3 separate regions of the Homo sapiens genome follow, and regions 1 and 2 are each linked to region 3. A link is a loop called in an ENCODE intact Hi-C map of the cell type or tissue named here. Cell type or tissue: Calu3. All regions are shown on one strand. Each heading gives the region's core, and the rest is flanking DNA. Links, peaks and the distances in the headings are about the cores only. Region 1 has its middle 64 kb from the start of WAPL-DT. Region 2 has its middle 11 kb from the start of GRID1. Region 3 overlaps GRID1 (glutamate ionotropic receptor delta type subunit 1).

The links. Hi-C counts contacts between places; a loop is a spot of excess contacts. Peaks named below come from ENCODE experiments on the same cell type or tissue, not always from the same donor. Only the 100,000 strongest peaks of a DNase experiment are listed, where the experiment ranks them.
Region 1: a loop joins it to region 3, with 5 times the contacts of the local background. A loop is called at or near these places in 6 of 110 quality-filtered maps.
Region 2: it touches region 3 in a loop (8-fold over the local background); 19 of 110 quality-filtered maps call a loop at or near these places.

What each region holds. Positions count from the first base shown.
Region 1 is chr10:86,582,644-86,588,365 of GRCh38, forward strand. No RefSeq gene overlaps it. Among named protein-coding and RNA genes, the nearest start is that of WAPL-DT, 64 kb to the left of the region's middle. RefSeq lists enhancers at 2,087-2,588, 2,830-2,889. In Calu3, for the core only: CTCF peaks have their summits at 2,983 (motif pointing left) and 3,182; a DNase peak (open chromatin) is centred at 2,988.
Region 2 is chr10:86,374,978-86,380,699 of GRCh38, forward strand. No RefSeq gene overlaps it. Among named protein-coding and RNA genes, the nearest start is that of GRID1, 11 kb to the left of the region's middle. RefSeq lists an enhancer at 2,097-2,639 and silencers at 2,117-2,315, 2,275-2,569, 2,419-2,468, 2,479-2,538. In Calu3, for the core only: a CTCF peak has its summit at 2,418 (motif pointing left); a DNase peak (open chromatin) is centred at 2,404.
Region 3 is chr10:86,259,195-86,264,194 of GRCh38, forward strand. The region is part of intron 2 of GRID1 (glutamate ionotropic receptor delta type subunit 1); the gene reads right to left. Among named protein-coding and RNA genes, the nearest start is that of MIR346, 3.1 kb to the right of the region's middle. RefSeq lists enhancers at 2,768-3,751, 3,752-4,735. In Calu3, for the core only: no CTCF peak of the experiment used is centred there; a DNase peak (open chromatin) is centred at 2,887.

The DNA.
Region 1 (5,722 bases), core at 394-5,393, 320 kb after region 3:
TGATTTTTTTGTTGTTGTTGTTGTTTTAATAGAGACAGGGTTTCTCCATGTTGGTCAGGCTGGTCTCGAACTCCCAACCTCAGATGATCCAACCACCTCAGCCTCCCAAAGTGCTGGGATTACAGGCATGAGCCACCACGCCATGCCACATAACAATTTTTAATCTGCTTTTTTTTTGTTATTTGACAATAGACTGAGGGCATATTGGCATACATTGAAGGATATGCATGTACCTTATACTTTTAATAACTACATATGACCGGGCGTGGTGGCTCATGCCTGTAATCCCAGCACTTTGGGAGGCCAAGGCGGTGGATCACCTGAGGTCGGGAGTTCGAGACCAGCCTGGCCAACATAGTGAAACCTCGTCTCTACAAAAAAAAACAAAAAACAAAAAAACCAGCCAGGTGTGGTGGCATGTGCCTGTGGTCCCAGCTACTTGGAAGGCTGAGGCAGGAGAATTGCTTGAACCCGGGAGGTGGAGGTTGCAGCTAGCCAAGATCGTGCCACTGCACTCCAGCCTGGGCGACAGAGTGAGACTCTGACTCAAAAAAAAAAAAAAAAAATATGATTTCATCGTATGATTGGTTACACCATAGTTTAACCAGTCTACTGTTGATGAACTTTTATGATTTTTCAATTAGCCTATATAATAAATAATAATACAAGGAACATTCTGGCATATTTATTTTTGGTTAGTTGTGCAGATGTTTCTACAGGGTAAATTTCAAGATGTAGAATTGCTTGATTAAAGAGTATGCACATTCAAGAATTTTGAAACTACCGTCAATTGAAAGATCGTATAAAAGTACTTGTCCAGTCACAGAAGGTGAGGGCCAGTTTCACCTCACTAACAGTGGGCATTCTTAGTCTTTGTGAATTGTATTTTTCACATCTTTTGCTCATTTTTCCATTGGAGTACTAATTTTTTATTTAGTAAAAAAATTAGAAAAAAATTAGAAAAATTATATAGAAAAGAAAAGAAAAAAGAAGTAGTTGGGGCAAAGGCAGGGGACAGAAAGGGCTTTATCTTTATCTCCCTTAATCCCCATCAGCTCCCCTCTGGCCATCCTCCTTCCCTCCTCTCATCAGTATTCAAATACATAATTACATAAAATTTCTGTTGTTTAGCAGTAAAATGTGTAAATAAAAGTGTCTTTGGAAAGCTCCAGTTTGTGCACGATTTCAATGGAAAGGTTGTGCGTGCTATTTAAATATAGGTGGGAGGAAAGCCCCTCAGGCCTCCTCTGGAGTGGCGGTCGGCTGGAGGGGAGCAATCCCTCTAAAAGGTAACCTGGATCCCCAGCCATGGTGGGCAAGCCTAGCTCTGGGGTGGGACACTGGTGGAGGGAATGTGAGGAGTTTCCCCGTCTGTAGCAAACCCTCAGATCCATGAGACCCTGTGTGCCTTCCAAACACCCAATCACCTGTCACCAGCATCACTTGTAAATGACAAAAGGAGGTGCAGAGTATCTGCTTGAAATGCCACACCCAGCCCTGGCTTGCAGCCTCACCAGTGAGGACCTGGGAGGAGAAAAGAGGTGCACCCTACTGGTGATGGGTGTGCGAGCAACGGTCCGGCCAACCCTTTGCTCATCTCCTGGGCAAGCTTGAAGCCCCTAGTTGCAAACCTCAGTCAATCCATCTCCTTAGTTGGATTGACTTAGTTACAGGATGAAACTTCCTTGTTCTGGGAGATAGATAAGAGCTGTGTTCCAGAGAAGGAGTGCAGTTGGCCTGGGAGCAGAGGAGCAGCCCTGGGAGCAGAGGAGCAGCCCTGGGGCACGGGGAAGGGAGGAGAGGATCCTGTGTTCCTAGGAAGGATGTGTCTATTACAGGGTGATATATTGTGCTTTGTTTTGAGAAGAAGATTTTAGTTTTACGGTGCGGATGTGGGTTTCAACACCATAATGGGTTAACTTCTGCACAGAAAATTTGAAAACTAGAGGCTTTGCTCCATCTTCAAAAATTTAATGAAAATGTATCTACTAGGTATTAAATCACTTCCCTGCTGCAAAGCTCAGCCCATCAGATTTTACAGAAGCTGTGGAGGATGAATTGTGTTCCAAGGACAGAGATGTATTCTGGCTTTCCACTGGGCCCAGCCACAACCTGAAGCCGGCAGAGGAGAGTCCTTCTCTCCCAGGTGTCCCCCACACCTGCAGGACACAGGGTGTGCCTTCAGGTCAGTCAAAAGAGGTCCTTTAAACTTTTTCATTTCTCAATATATTTGTTTAGACAGAAGACCCTTTTTACAGATGTAGTCACTGAGCCCTGAGGGCTGCCGTACCCAGGCCAAGGTCATGTGGACTTGAGGCCAGAAGGCACAGCAAGAGGACAGGAGGCCAGTTGTCTTTCTTTGGCACTGGAAGACTTCCCAGTGTTCTGGTTGTCCTAACACCAGTGTCTCTCCTCCATGTCCCTTAGCTAAGTGCTTTAATGGAGACAGAGCAACCCAGGATAGCCACACCAAAGGCCCTGGCCTCAGAGGCTCAGCCTGCTGCTGGCTGGGGAAGGTGGCTGACAGAGGCTTCCAGCCCCCAGCTCCCTACAGGTCGCTGTCCTATGGACTGGGCCAAACCTCCCTGGGCACACCCCACCCCTACCTCCCACCCAAACCAAGTGCGCAGTGCCCTGAGAGCCTGCACTGTGAGAGACAGCCTGAACTAGAATGGCCTGCTGAGCACTCTAACATCAAGACTCAATTGCTGCCTCCTCCCCGGGCCCCTCAGCGGGAACCGGTTGTTCTTGTGCTTCTATTGGAGCAACTAATTACATCTATTATTGGAACAATTAATTTGTTGTCCATGTGACTGTTCCACTGTGGGCTCCTGGAAGGCAGGACCTATTTCATGTACCTCTTTGTAACCCTAGATGGAAAGCAACTTGCCCAGCACAGGAGGGCCCAAGTGACGCTTTTCCCGTGCCACCCCTTCTCTGGGCAGTTTCCTTTAGGCGTGGTCCCCCTCCTGAGGCACCACAGTGCCACCCAGTGGCAGAATTGCAGTACTGAGCTCTCCGGGGAGGGCTCTTCTGCCCCACACCCTGCTGGGGGCTACTTACAGCAGGGGTTGAAGGCGAGTAAGGGGTCACCGTCCTGGCAGGGCCCTCCTGCATGCCACAACTAAGGTCCAAATGGGGTTGAAATGGCAGAGAAACACAGCCAGTGCCTTTGTGGGCTCCATGTATTGCGGTATCTGCTTGAGGCTCATGCGGTTTCTCTCCCTGTCCTTTTTTTTTGTAGAGACAGAGGTATCCCTATGTTGCCCAGGCTGGTCTTGAACTCCTGGGCTCAAGCAATCCTCTCACCTCGGACTCCCAAAGTTCTGGGATTACAGGCATGAGCCACCCCGCCCAGTCCTAGTTTGTATTATTATTCCTTAGAGAACAACACTGCTGGAGGCAAGGGGCATGTCTGATCCATTTTATCCTCACAGGCTGGTCTGTGGCAAAAACTTAAAAGTACTGCATCTATGCAATGCATAGGAACAGCCAGCCTTTGATTGGGTCTTAGCAGAGGGAGTCAGGGTGAAGCACATAGGGTCTGGCATGAGAAGACCTCCATCCCAGTCCTGCCTGACACTTTCTCACTGTGTGGCCGTGGGCATGTCCCACCCTTTTCTGGGCCTCAGTTTCCCCATTAGTAAGTCAAAGGAGTTGCACTAGACTGTTACAAGGCTGCTCTGATCCTCCTGGGACCTCAGGACTCCTGATCTCAGAGGATGGCCTAGTTTTTCTTCTCTGAACCATTCCTACCCTCAAGCCTTTTCCTCGGATTGGCAAGACTTAGTTACAGGATGAAACTTCCTTGTTCTGGGAGATAGATAAGAGCTGTGTTCCAGAGAAGGAGTGCAGTTGGCCTGGGAGCAGAGGAGCAGCCCTGGGGCATGGGGAAGGGAGGAGAGGATCCTGTGTTCCTAGGAAGGATGTGTCTATTACAGGGTGATGCCAGGGAGCAGAGATGCCTCAGGCCTGGATTCAGATGGAGAACAGAAAGGGGGCCCCAGCTGTGCCAAAAGGGGATAGGGCCACCACTACACACTAGAGGAGATGGACAGTGGGCGGGGAGAGTGGCAGGGACACAAAGTGAGCTTTCAGCATTTGCATCCTGTGTCCAGCCAACAAATGTGTGGCATTGCTCCCAATAGCGAGGGAAGTGACTTCAAAGATGAGTAAATGGAGTGATTCTTCACCTGGGGAGGAGGGCGGCCCAGCTCTCCGGGAGGAATGCCAGAATATCAAATGGGGCTGGGAGGCTTTTAAAGATAAAAAGAAACATTCAATAAATCTAGGATTTTAATAAAAATAACAACCAAATACAAAGCTCAGCCAGTTCTCTCAGAGATGCACAAAAGCTGGAGTGAGAGAGTGTTGCAGTAGGAGCCTTGGTTTAAATCTCGAGAAGAGGCTGGGGACGATGGCTCATGTCTGTAATCCCAGCACTTTGGGAGGTCAAGGCGGGAGGATCACCTGAGGTCAGGAGTTTGAGACCAGCTTGCCCAACATGGCAAAACCCCGTCTCTACTAAAAATACAAAAAATTAGCCGGGCTTGATGATGGGCGCCTGTAATCCCAGCTACTTTGGAGGCTGAGGCCGGAGAATCACCTGAACCTGGGAGGCAGAGGTTGCAGTGAGCCGAGATCGCACCACGGCACTCCAGCCTGGGTGACAAGAGGGAAACTCTGTCTCAAAAATAAATAAATAACTAAAAATAGGCCGGGCGCTGTGGCTCTTGCCTGTAATCCCAGCACTTCGGGAAGCCGAGGCAGGCATATCACCTGAGGTCAGGAGTTCGAGACCAGCCTGACCAACGTGGTGAAACCCTGTCTCTACTAAAAATACAAAAATTAGCCGGCCGTGATGGCACACGCCTGTAATCCCAGCTACTCAGGAGGCTGAGGCAGAATAATCGCTTGAACCTGGGAGGCAGAGGTTGCAGTGAGCCGAGATATTGCCATTGCACTGCAGCCTGGGCAACAAAGCAAGACTCTGTCTCAAAAAAAAAAAAAAAAAAAGAGTTGTCACTAGGGCCCTGGACCTCCTTGCCAGCTATTGTGGGCCCTGTTTGTGGAGATCATGGTGGGGGCAGGCCATGTCTGCAGATGGGCAGGCTGTGATTACACCTTAGGGTCCAAACTCCCATCACTCTCTGAAGTGGCCCTCTATAATGATGCTTGGGCTTTGTCTTAGACATTTTACTTCTGGCTGGGTGTGGTATCTCACACTTGTAAATCTCAAATGATTTGAGAGGCTGAGGTGGGAGGATTGCTTGAGGCCAGGAGTTGGCGACCAGCCTGGACAATATAGTGAAACCTGGTCTTTAAATGCATAAATAATAGAGGCCGAGCGCAGTGGCTCATGCCTGTAATCCCAGCACTTTGGGAGGCTGAGGCAGATGGATCACTTGAGGTCAGAAGTTCGAGACCAGCCTGGCCAACATGGTGAAACCCTGTCTCTACTAAAAATACTAAAATAAGCCAGGTATGGTGGTACACATCTGTAATCCCAGCTATTCGGGAGGCTGAGGCAGGAGAATCACTTGAACCTGGGAGACAGAGGCTGCAATGAGCCAAGATCGCACCACTACACACCAGCCTGGGCGACAGAGCAAGACCCTGTCTCAAAATAATAATTAATAATAATAATAATAATTCTAAGAATCCTAAAGAAATAGCACTGAATGTGCACCACAGTTTATTTATAAGGCTATTTATCACAGCA
Region 2 (5,722 bases), core at 282-5,281, 120 kb after region 3:
GGCCTACAGGACCCAGGCGGATGGAAATTAGTGAGAGAGACCTCCAGGACCGCCGCACCCATAGCAGCTGTGTCTGAGCCTGGCTGCGACTGCCTGCCCTCTGCCCTCCATTCCCACATAGCAATCCACCCCAACCTTGTTTCTTAAAACACAAAAAGTCCTTTATTTCTTACACACAGAAGCTTGTTTTAATGTCTTGTTTGATTTAGAAAATGCCAGAAAATGTGAAGAAGAAAATGATGATAACCCATGACACTGCCTCCATGTTCTTCCCAAGTGGCCCATTCTGACCAATGAGACCTTGGCTGAAGCTCTGTTCACATAAAATAAAAGGCAGAGCCTCCGGAGGAGAAAGAGTTTGTTCCTCTGCCTTCCCCCTTCTTCCTGCTGGAAGGTAGACAGGAGACCCGGAGGAAAGCCTGCCGTCCTGTGACCTTCAGAAGCCAAGCAGGGCATGCACAGCCTGCGTTCCAGGAGGGCAGAGCGAGGCTGCTTTATCAGCCCAGGACACAGGAGCCAATCAGACCCTGGTCTTTATAAGCTTCTGCAGTGAATTTCTCAGTTTTTCGTAACTTAACACAAATCCTACCTGATACCACCAACCAGAAATAACCGCCGTTGACATTGTGATGCTCTTCTTCCCATCCTTTTTTCTATTCAAGTATAATTTTGAAAGAGAAACAGACAAAAATATTACTACCTGAAATTATTTTTCACCTCTTTCTTGCCTGTCTCCACCTATAGAAGGAAAGCCCAATAAGGAGGACGATAGTATTTATCTTATTTACAGTTGTATTCTCAGTGCCTAAAAGAATACCTGGCATGTCTCAAAGATACTCAATAAATGTTAAATCAATTAATTAGTGAATGAATGAACATTTTAATGTGAGCATTTCTCTCTGCTATGAAATTCTCTTCCAAAAATGTGATTTTTTTTTATGGCTGATTACAGTTCTATTCCATGGAGCTATCATACATTATTTAATCATTCATTTGCTATTGAATATTCTCCCCAATTTTTACCATTATAAACAGTGCTTCGGTAAAAAATACTTACACATGCATTTTCAGCTTTTATGCAATTATTTCCTTAGTAGAATAAATACCTAGCAGTGGAATTGCTGGGTCAAAGGTTATGCGTCATTTAAGTCTCTAATACATAGTTCCAAAATTGCCCTCCAAAGCTGTTTTTAAAACCAGTCTACGTTTCCATGGGCAATTCATGAAAGTGTCTGCTTCTCTGCACCTTCAGCAACACTAAGCGTTATTCTTTGTTTCATTCTTGATAAATGAAAAATTGCATCTCTAAGTTGTTTTAGGGTGCATTTCCTACCCACTGGGAACACTGACTGTTCTTTTGCCAGTGTGTGGCTCTTTGTGGGGTCACCTGAGGGTAGCGGCCTGCATCTACCATCATCTGTTGAAGGTCTGTGACCATAGAAGGGAGGGTCTCCTTGGCCTATGGGCCAGTGATCAAGCCTCTCCAGGAAATGTTGGGGAGAGTAGCCAAAGGCTAGACTTCTGGAGTCCACGAGATTTCCAGACTGGAATCATCTGGAATCATGGAGCTGACCTTCCTTCACAGGAGGCCGGGCCATCCCCGTGATCCCCTGCTAAGGGTCATGGTGGGCAGGACAGACACAAGTCCTAATGTGGACCCAGAGCCTGGTGGTTGGGGGTGAGGGGAGACCTTGGGTAGGCCCAGGCGAGGACTGGACGTTTTTGGGGACTGGCAGGGAAGGGAAGCTAATGCCAGGCCCTGAGACCTGGAAGGCTGTTACGGACTCTGAGATGCCCGAGGGAGTTGAATAAGGAGGAAGGAGGGGCCATCCAGGAAGCAGGCTGAGCACAAGCAAAGGCCCAGAGCAGGTTCAAGCATGGGGTGGGCTCAAGCCCAGATCAGGACCACACGGCCCGCGCATCCTCTCCGCCACACTCCCTCCCCAGAGGCCGCGCGCGCCCGCATGCCCCGCTCAGGCCCAGCTCGTCCGCAACCTAATGAAAGCCGAGGTGGGGGTTGTCCAAACATCTCCCGACCCTCACTCTGTGCCTGACCTGGGCCGCGCCCTGAGCCACCGCGCAATTGCCCACATTTCACAGATGGGGGGATTGTGCACGGACCAAGAATGGTCAAGGGCCTCCAGGCCCCACGAGGGGCCGAGAAATAGCCACGCGCGCCGGGGGTTTGAGGGCTGGAGAACCTCATGGAAGAGGCGGTGGGGCGCCCTGCCCCAAGAGACCCCGGGCTGAACAGAGACAGCGGTCTCCGGCCCCCGTGCCCGCCCTACTGGGCTGACGGCTACACGGGCTGGTCTGCCGATTCCGCAGGTGACAGCGCGAGGGACGCAGCGAGGGCGCAGGCCGCCGCGAGGCGCGGTTTCCAAGCCCAGTCGCCGGCGCCGCCCAGGAGCAGCCGCAGTGCAATGCTGCCCCCTGCCGGCAACCGCGGGAACGGGCCCCAGGCGCTGCCGCGCGAGCCGCCCCAGGAGGGAGGACCTGTCCCAAGGATAACCGCACCTCTACGTGGTCCGGAAGGCCTGCACGCTGATGGGCGGTGGGAAGCCCAACAGGGCCTGGTCTCAGTGAAAATAACAGCAATAGCCCACATTTACATAGCGTTTACTACGAGACAGGCACTATTTTAATGCTTTGCATACATTAACTCATGTAATCCTCACCCAATCCTTCACAAGGGAGGCGCTCTTATTATTCCCATTTTACAGAGCAGTAAATGGAGGCACAAGAGAGTTATGTAACATGCCCAGCTGGTATGTGGCAAAATAGGATTTGAACCCAGGCATTCTGGCTCCCCAGCCCACGTCTTTGAACTATCTGCCAGTCAGAAAAGCCAGTGGGGGATCCACTTTACACAGCCCAGCACCCCTGTGTAAATTCCTGCGGATTTCTAGAGCCCAACCCCCATGGTCAGCCCCTGCTGCAAATAACAGGCAGGCGTCCTATAGCGTGGATCATTAACCATTCTCCGTCTGGACCACACACGGAGGGACTGGGACCCTGGATTTCCCAGGGGTCTGTTGGAGACTGCCTGAGCCTTCCCTGAGAGCCTTAAAAGGCCAGGATCCAAAGAGGTGACCCCAGTGTCCTCCTCCTCAGGCCATCCAAGATCCGAAGCAGGAAGAGGGCCTGGGTGAGCTCAGCTTTTGTGAAGAGCTCACTGTGTGCAGCATCTGTCCTGGCAGCCCCCAGTTCTTGCCGCTTCCCCCTCACCCTGATTCCTGCCAAAGTTTCAGGCTCAGCTCTGTCAAAACAGTAAGTCAAATTGTGACAGTCCTACTTAAAGCTCTTTACTACAACTCAACAACAAAACCAACCTGATTAAAAAATCAGGCAAAGGACATGAATAGACGTATCTCCAAAAATGAGATATAAATGACCAATAAGCACATGAAAAGATGCTCAACATCACTAGCCATTAGGGAAATGCAATAAAAACCACAATGAGATACCACCTCACATCCATTACACACTAATCACAATCAATCAATAAATCAAGCAAGGATGTGGAGAAATTGGAACCCTTGTGAATTGTTTGTGGGAACGTAAGAGGGTGCAGCCGCTATGGAATACAGTAGGCCATTTCTCAAAAAATTGAAAATAGAACTACCATATGATTTTCAATTTAACCGAAAGGGTCAAAATCTCACTTAAAGAGTATATTAAGTGCAAAGTTCAAGGACAAGTGGTCCAGGAAGCAAAGATTCCAAAGGATGGAAGTCAGTGTAGATCCAAAGTGTAGAAGTTTAGGATCGTGCATACAGATAAAGTTTAGGGAAGCTTAACAGAACATTTAACATCTTTTTATGTAAGACTTAATACATAGTTACAATGATCTGATTAGTCAAGATGGTCTTTTTCTTCTGGGAAAGGTACACTTAACATTCCACACTGAAGATATAACTATCATGGGGTCTTGGCTGCTATCTGGTCTAAGTTAGGTACAGGACAATAAAAAAGGCAGTTAATTTATAACAAAGATCAGTGACTGGAAGGGGGGAGTTATGGTCTCTGGTCTCCCCTAGTCATTTACAGAACAAGAGCAATGAGTAAGAGAGTTAATTTCTTTCTTTTCTTTTTTTTTTTTTTTGAGAGAGAGTCTTACTTCGTCACCCAGACTGGAGTGCAGTGGTGTGATCTCAGCTCACTGCAACCTCTGCCTCCTGGGTTCAAGCAATTCTCGTGTCTCAGCCTCTCAAGTAGCTGGGATTACAGGCATCCGCCACCACACCTAGCTACTTTTTGTATTTTTAGTAGAGACGGGGTTTCACTATGTTGGCCAGGCTGGTCTCGAACTCCTGAACTCAAGTGATCCACCCACCTCGGCCTTTCAAAGTGCTGGGATTACAGGCGTGCTCCACCATGCCCGGCCTTAATCTATAATCTAAGAAGCAGGATTGCAAACAAGTTACATGAATGAGCCTTCCCCCTTGGTATAATAAATTTAGAGGATTCTGAAATTGTATTTTCTTTTACATGATCGAGCAATTCCACTATGGGTATATATCCAAAAGAATTGAAAACAGGTCCTCAAAGAGATATTTGTACACCCATATTTATAGCAATGTTATTCACAATAGCTAAAGGGTGGAAGAAACCCAGGCGTTCATCAACAAATGATGGATAAACTGTGGTCCATCCATGCAATGGAATATTATTCATCCTTAAAAAGGAAGGACATTTTGACACATGTTCCAACATAGACGAACCTTGAGGACATTATGCTAAATGAAATAAGCGCATCACAAAAAGACAAATACTGGCCAGGCTCAGTGGCTCATGTCTGTATCCCAGCACTTTGGGAGGCCAAGGCAGGTGGATTGTTTGAGCTCAGGAGTTTGAGACCAACCTGGGCAACATGGCAAAACCCCATCTCAACAAAAAATACAAAAAAATTAGCCGAGCGTGGTTACACACACCTGTGGTCCCAGCTTCTCGGGAGGCTGAGACAGGAGGATGGCTTGAGCCTTGAAGGCAGAGATTGCAGTGAGCCAAGATCATACCACTGCACTCTAACCCGGGTAACAGAGTGAGACGTCATCTAAAAAGAAGAAAAGAAAAGACAAATACTGTATGATTCTCTCATAGGAGGTACCTAGAGTAGTCATATTCACAGAGACAGAAAGTAGAATGGTGGTTGCCAGGGTCTGAGGGAAGATGAGAATGGGGAGTTGTTTAATGGGGACAGAGTTTCAGTTTGGGAAGATGAAAAAGTTCAGGAGATGGATGGTGGTGAGGGTTGCACAACAATGTGAATGTACCTAATGCCACTGAACTGTATGCTTAAAAATGGTTAAGATGGTAAATGCTATATTATGTGTATTTTATCACAATTAAAAATAAAAATAATATAAAATCACACAAACCCTTTGCTAGGCCCTCTGTCTGCAGAACAATGGTCAAGTTCCACAGCACTTAGGCTGTAGTGAATTTCTGCAGGACCGGCCCCAGGCAATGCCCCCTGCCCTGAGAGCTGCGCCATCAAAACAACACGGGGCTGTAGCAGGAATGACCGAGGTCGTAGAAGACCCAGGCCCTGACTATGTCTGATTGGTCTGAAGATGGCCACCTACTCCAAACTAGCCAATCAGCACCCTCCTCCAGAATGCTTTAACTAGAATAAAGAGAATCCGGCCCTATAGGTGATGGGTATGTAAGATGTGAAGTCAGGCTAGGTGGGCAGACATGATCCCTGATGGGTGGAAGG
Region 3 (5,000 bases), core at 1-5,000:
CCCAGCCCCCTGCCCTAGGGCAAGTGGCCTAGCCTAGCCTCTTTGCAAGCTGTCAGCCCTAACAGTTTAACCCAAAAATGTAAAGACAAGATTCTGTTTCCAGACCTCTGCAGTCTTTACCTCTCTCTCTACCTCTCTCTCTCTCTCCTCTCTCCTTAATCTGTACCTATCCATGTTCACTGATGACAACTAATGACTTTCCTCCCTTGTGTGCGTGTAAACAATGCGTACAGAAAGTTGAATGTCTCTGAATTATTAAAGAATATCATTAAATTATGTAAATACATCTATATCATTACATACGAGGTTGTATATTAATTTAAAAATACAAATTGTCAAGGAAAAACTTGGGTACTGCCAACATAGGGGAGTGGGGAATCTGTAAGTTTCAAATCAGAAATGAAGTCAATTATTTCAAATTCAATCAAGTGCAGAGTCCAGTTGCATTCCTAATAACACATGTCTGTGTGTGTGTGTGTGTGTGCACGCACATGCGTGTGCAAGTCTGCACAAATGGCAGGGGCAGGGAAGGAAAGACAGCAGAAGGCAAAGGGAAGAGAGTCCAGTAAGGAAAGTGAACTGAGAGGAAGAGGCCAGATAGAGGCCACACTCTGACCTCTTCCATAGCAGGCTCCAAATAGTGATCAAGAAGTCCCTGAGACCCACCAGCAGTCCCTCTGAAGGTTCCTCCATTCAGTGGGAAGCACCTAGTCACCTGGCTCACTAGGATTTCTCACTGGGGAAGCACATGAGAGCCCAGGCAGTGGTTTCTCCTTGTGAATTAATACGCTGGCTTGTGTTCAGCCAAAAATCAGTCTCTTCTGAGCTTGGTTAGTGTGAACTGGTCTCTAGCTGGTCCTGAGATAACAGTGAGCCTGCCCTCACCCCATGGAACACCTGTGTGGAGTAGTCAGGGCAACAACCAGCATTCCTCTCCTGCACCTTGTTCTCTGTTCTACCTTCAACAGGGAAATCTGAGTACCAACCACGTGGCTTCCTTCCACTTTTGGGCCAGCATTGGAAAGCACTGATTCCATCCCAGGCACTCAGCTACAGACTGTGGATATTACTTCATGATAATACTTACACCAATCTTTACAAACAGCACGTACCAGTAACACCTTCATTTTAGAAATGAGGAAAGCCAGGCTCAGAGAAGTTAGGTAACTTTCCCTAGGTCACACAGCAAGTGACAAAGCTAGATTTACAAGCCAGATCTGCCTCTAAGAACTTCTATGCTCCCACCACCCCAACCATGTGTCCCACTCTGTCTTCCTGGTTGGAGCTTCATCAATAATCCCTGGACTCTAATGGGACCTTCAGGAGCTCCCGGTCCTCATAGGGATGCAGACAGACACAACTGGAATGGACACCAGTAGCAGATGACATCCTAGAAGGCTCAAGGCAGAGGCCAGGGAGGGCTGTTAAGAGCTGGGCCATCGGAATGAGTAAGAAGGCAGAGGTGGGATGTGAGCCTCCAGAAAATGGAAAATCCTCGCCCAGCCCCACGTCCCCTGAGCCTGATTGGGAATGAGATAACCATGATAACAGACACGGACAGTGATGGAAAGCATGGTCCCCAGAGACACCCCTTCATTCAGACTCCACAATTACCAGCACACACATGCCAAGCCACTCGGCTCCAGAGCTGATAAGACAGCCGGTTCCTTCACCTGTGATGGAGGAAATGTTTTGTATTTTCTGCTTTAGCTTTAATTTGGAGCTAAACAAAGACCCAGCAGGTGGGAGAAGGAGTGCTGCCTGGAGAGCCTTCTCCTAGCCTCCTAAACACACGTTCCTCAAACCGAAGAAAAAGCTGGGTGTGGGCTGCAAAGCCCGGAGAAGCCTCTGTGCCCACTCCACAGGGAGCAAAACACCCAGCCATGAGGGCTGGGGCCCCTGTAGCAACCCAGGTTCTATGCTTGGTGCTTCCTCCCCACAACCCTGGGAGGTGGTACTATGATTATCTCGATTTTATGGATGAGGAAACTGAGGCTTACACAAGTTATGTGACTTGCAAAATAACAGGACAGAACCAAATTTGAAGCTACCCCTATCTGAGCCCAGAGCTCTATGCTAGCAGGGCCTGCAGGACCCCTGGGGGAGAAAAAGGGCCCCCAGGACCTGCCGGCATGGCAAAGGGGTGAGATTCAAAGCTGGCCACAGACTATCCATTGCATAGTGAGGATCGGATGTGAAAAGCACTTAGCACAGAGCCTGGCACTGGGCAAATGCTCAGTAGCTGTCATTACTCAGAAGACTGCAAGCACCACAAGGACAGAGACCTCATCTGCTTTGCTCACCTGGAGAGCACCCAATGTACTGGGAAGGAGGTGCTCCACTAACCGCTAGGACCCATATTCCTGCCCCAAGCCAGGGGCGTTTTCCTCTTCCAACCTCTTGGTTAGGTCAGTGAGAAACTCGAGTGGATCAGGTAAGAAGGAGCAAGGCCAAAAGGACAAGGAAAAGGCAGCGCAAGACAGAGGCAACCCACCATCCCAAAGGCCAGATCCTGCTGGATGCAGCAAAACCCCAGGTCACCCACTCTCACCTGAGCAGGGGCATTGAGGTGGCACACACACACATACACATCCGGGCAGCCACCAGCATCCAGGTCATCCTGCTCCCCAGTCAACCCCTGGAGGTCACACAAGGCTTCATTGCTTACCATTGTATCTCAGAGCCTGGCACAAGTATGTGCTCCATAAGCATTTGTTACAGGACATTGGGGCCCAAAGAGCTGTGTGCCAGACATCAGCCCAGGAGCTTCACTCTTCATGCCAGTCTCACAAAGTGAAAGCATTATTCTGGCATCGGCAGGTGAAAACTGAGGCTCGGATAGGTGAAGCAGTGTGTCCAGCGTAACACAGCCAGGAGGTGGCAGTGGTGAATCTGGCCCCAAAGCCTGCGCTCTTTACACTGTGCAAGTCACCTTCTAGAAGGAGGAGGAAGCAGGGGAAGAAAGGCGCTGATCTGAAAGCAGTTAGTCTGCCCCTCAGCAGCCTCTCGGAGCTCTGCTCCTACTGAGCCCAGGAAGCCAGGCAGAAACCAAGCACAATGGCTCCTGGAGGCAATGGCTGTCTTTAAGTTTGGCCCAGAGCAAAGCCAAGCTCTCCACTGAGATTCTGATCCCACCCAGCCAGGGGCTTACTAGGCACTGGCCAGACCTTGGGCACCCAGGAAGGGAGGCTTTATTCCCCCACCCACCTCGAAGAGCTTGCGTCCTTCAGTTCGGCCCCCTGGTCCATGCCACAGGGTCTAGGCCCAGCCGGACAGCAGCCTCCTGGGTCCCCACACCCCACCACACCATCTTGGGCATGGATGCTGGCAGAGGGCCAAGAGTGGAGGGCGCCTTCTGGAGGAAGGGAACGTGGCTCCACCCCCAAGCGTTCTCTTATTACGTGCTCTGGACCACAGCCCTGTTAGGAAGGGCCCCTTCCCCACTTCACTGTTAACAAACTGAGCTCAGAGAGGTTAAATAACTTGCCTGAAGATCGCCCAGCTGGCCAACGACACGCAAACCTAGGGACACAAAACGCAAAGCCCTAACCAAGGAACACTGCCTCTCAGCGCACCCTAATTCCAACCCCGATTCTGCCAGACTTCTGCGTTGTCCACACAACTAAAGGTTTGCTCCTTTACCATGGAGGCTTGGCGACAGAGAGCCCAGGAGCCAGAAGCCCTGAGCCCGCCCCCGCAGGAAGCTCCCTGCGCGGCGTTCCCAGGCCGGCATCGCCCGCCCTCCCTCCCCCGAGAGCATAGGCTGCGTTTGTGGGAAACCAGGGCTCAGCGCGCTGGGAGGGAGTCAATTTATTCTGGAGAAAACATCTTTGTTCTGCGAGTGAAGGGGAGCCATTTCCAACAATTTAATGCTCTGTTCGCGGGCCCGGGTGCTGGGGTTGCAGCACGAGGCTTGTTCTTCGAGGCAGAGCCGCACATAATGAGGCTTCTCACTACTGCTCCCCGTCATCGTGCCAAAAACCAGAACGGTTATTTATCCATTAATCTGACATTACACCCCCTGCATTTTATCTGCTTAAATAAATTTGGTGGTTAGAGTGTGTGCCTGGCGGAGAAGCTCCCGCATTCAATTCCCTTCGCGCCACGGCGCGCAACGTTGCCATTGTAAACCGGCCTTGGAGTGGCGGGGCCGCGGTGGGCCAGCTGGGAAATGAGACGGCAGCGGGGAGGATCCCGCCTCTCCCAGCTCGTCAGAATCCAGGCCCAACGGGACGGTTCCCCAGACACTGACTTCGGGGTTCCAGCGTGCAGCACCAAGTCACGTGGGCGCCGTGGCCTTTCACCTGCAGAACAAGCCGCCCCCTTCGCCAGCACCTACAGGCAGCGAGAACAGAGGCCAAACCCCGTCCTAGACCCCACTGCCTGGGCTGGAATCCTGCTGTGCCACTCACTAGTTGTGGGACCTTGAGATGTCACCTCACCTCTGATGCCTGTTTCCCCACCTCCCTCCCCCTCGGGTTGTGAGAATTGAGTCACTATTTATAAAGTGCTTAGAACAGTGCCTGGTACATATCAAGTGCTCAATAAGAGTTGGTTTTAAAATATTAATTTTTAAAATCTAGGACAATTGTTTATGTTTGGAAGTAGGCTTTGGAGATGGGCTAGACCACTGGGTTTCCCCACCTCAACCCACTTCACTAAGTTAAGAAAAGTGGGTTTCATGGAATATTTCATTTGAACAAAGAGTGCCACTGCTTGAAAATATTTGGCTCACATTTTGCAGAGGAGCAAACAGAAAGCCAGAGAGGGGAAGGGACTTGTCCAGGAGCCTCTGCAAGTTCACAGCAGAGCTGGGAGCCGAATCCAGGCTGCCCACCTGCCGGGTCAGGTGTTTTATTGGCAGCATGAGCTCCTGGGATGTTCATTCACCTCATTTTCATTGCCAGTCACGCTGACCCACAGAAGGTACTGCTGGGCACCCTCCTCTCCCATCCCAGCAGCTGCAGTACCACCCCACGCTGGAGCTAAGAGCCCAGCCC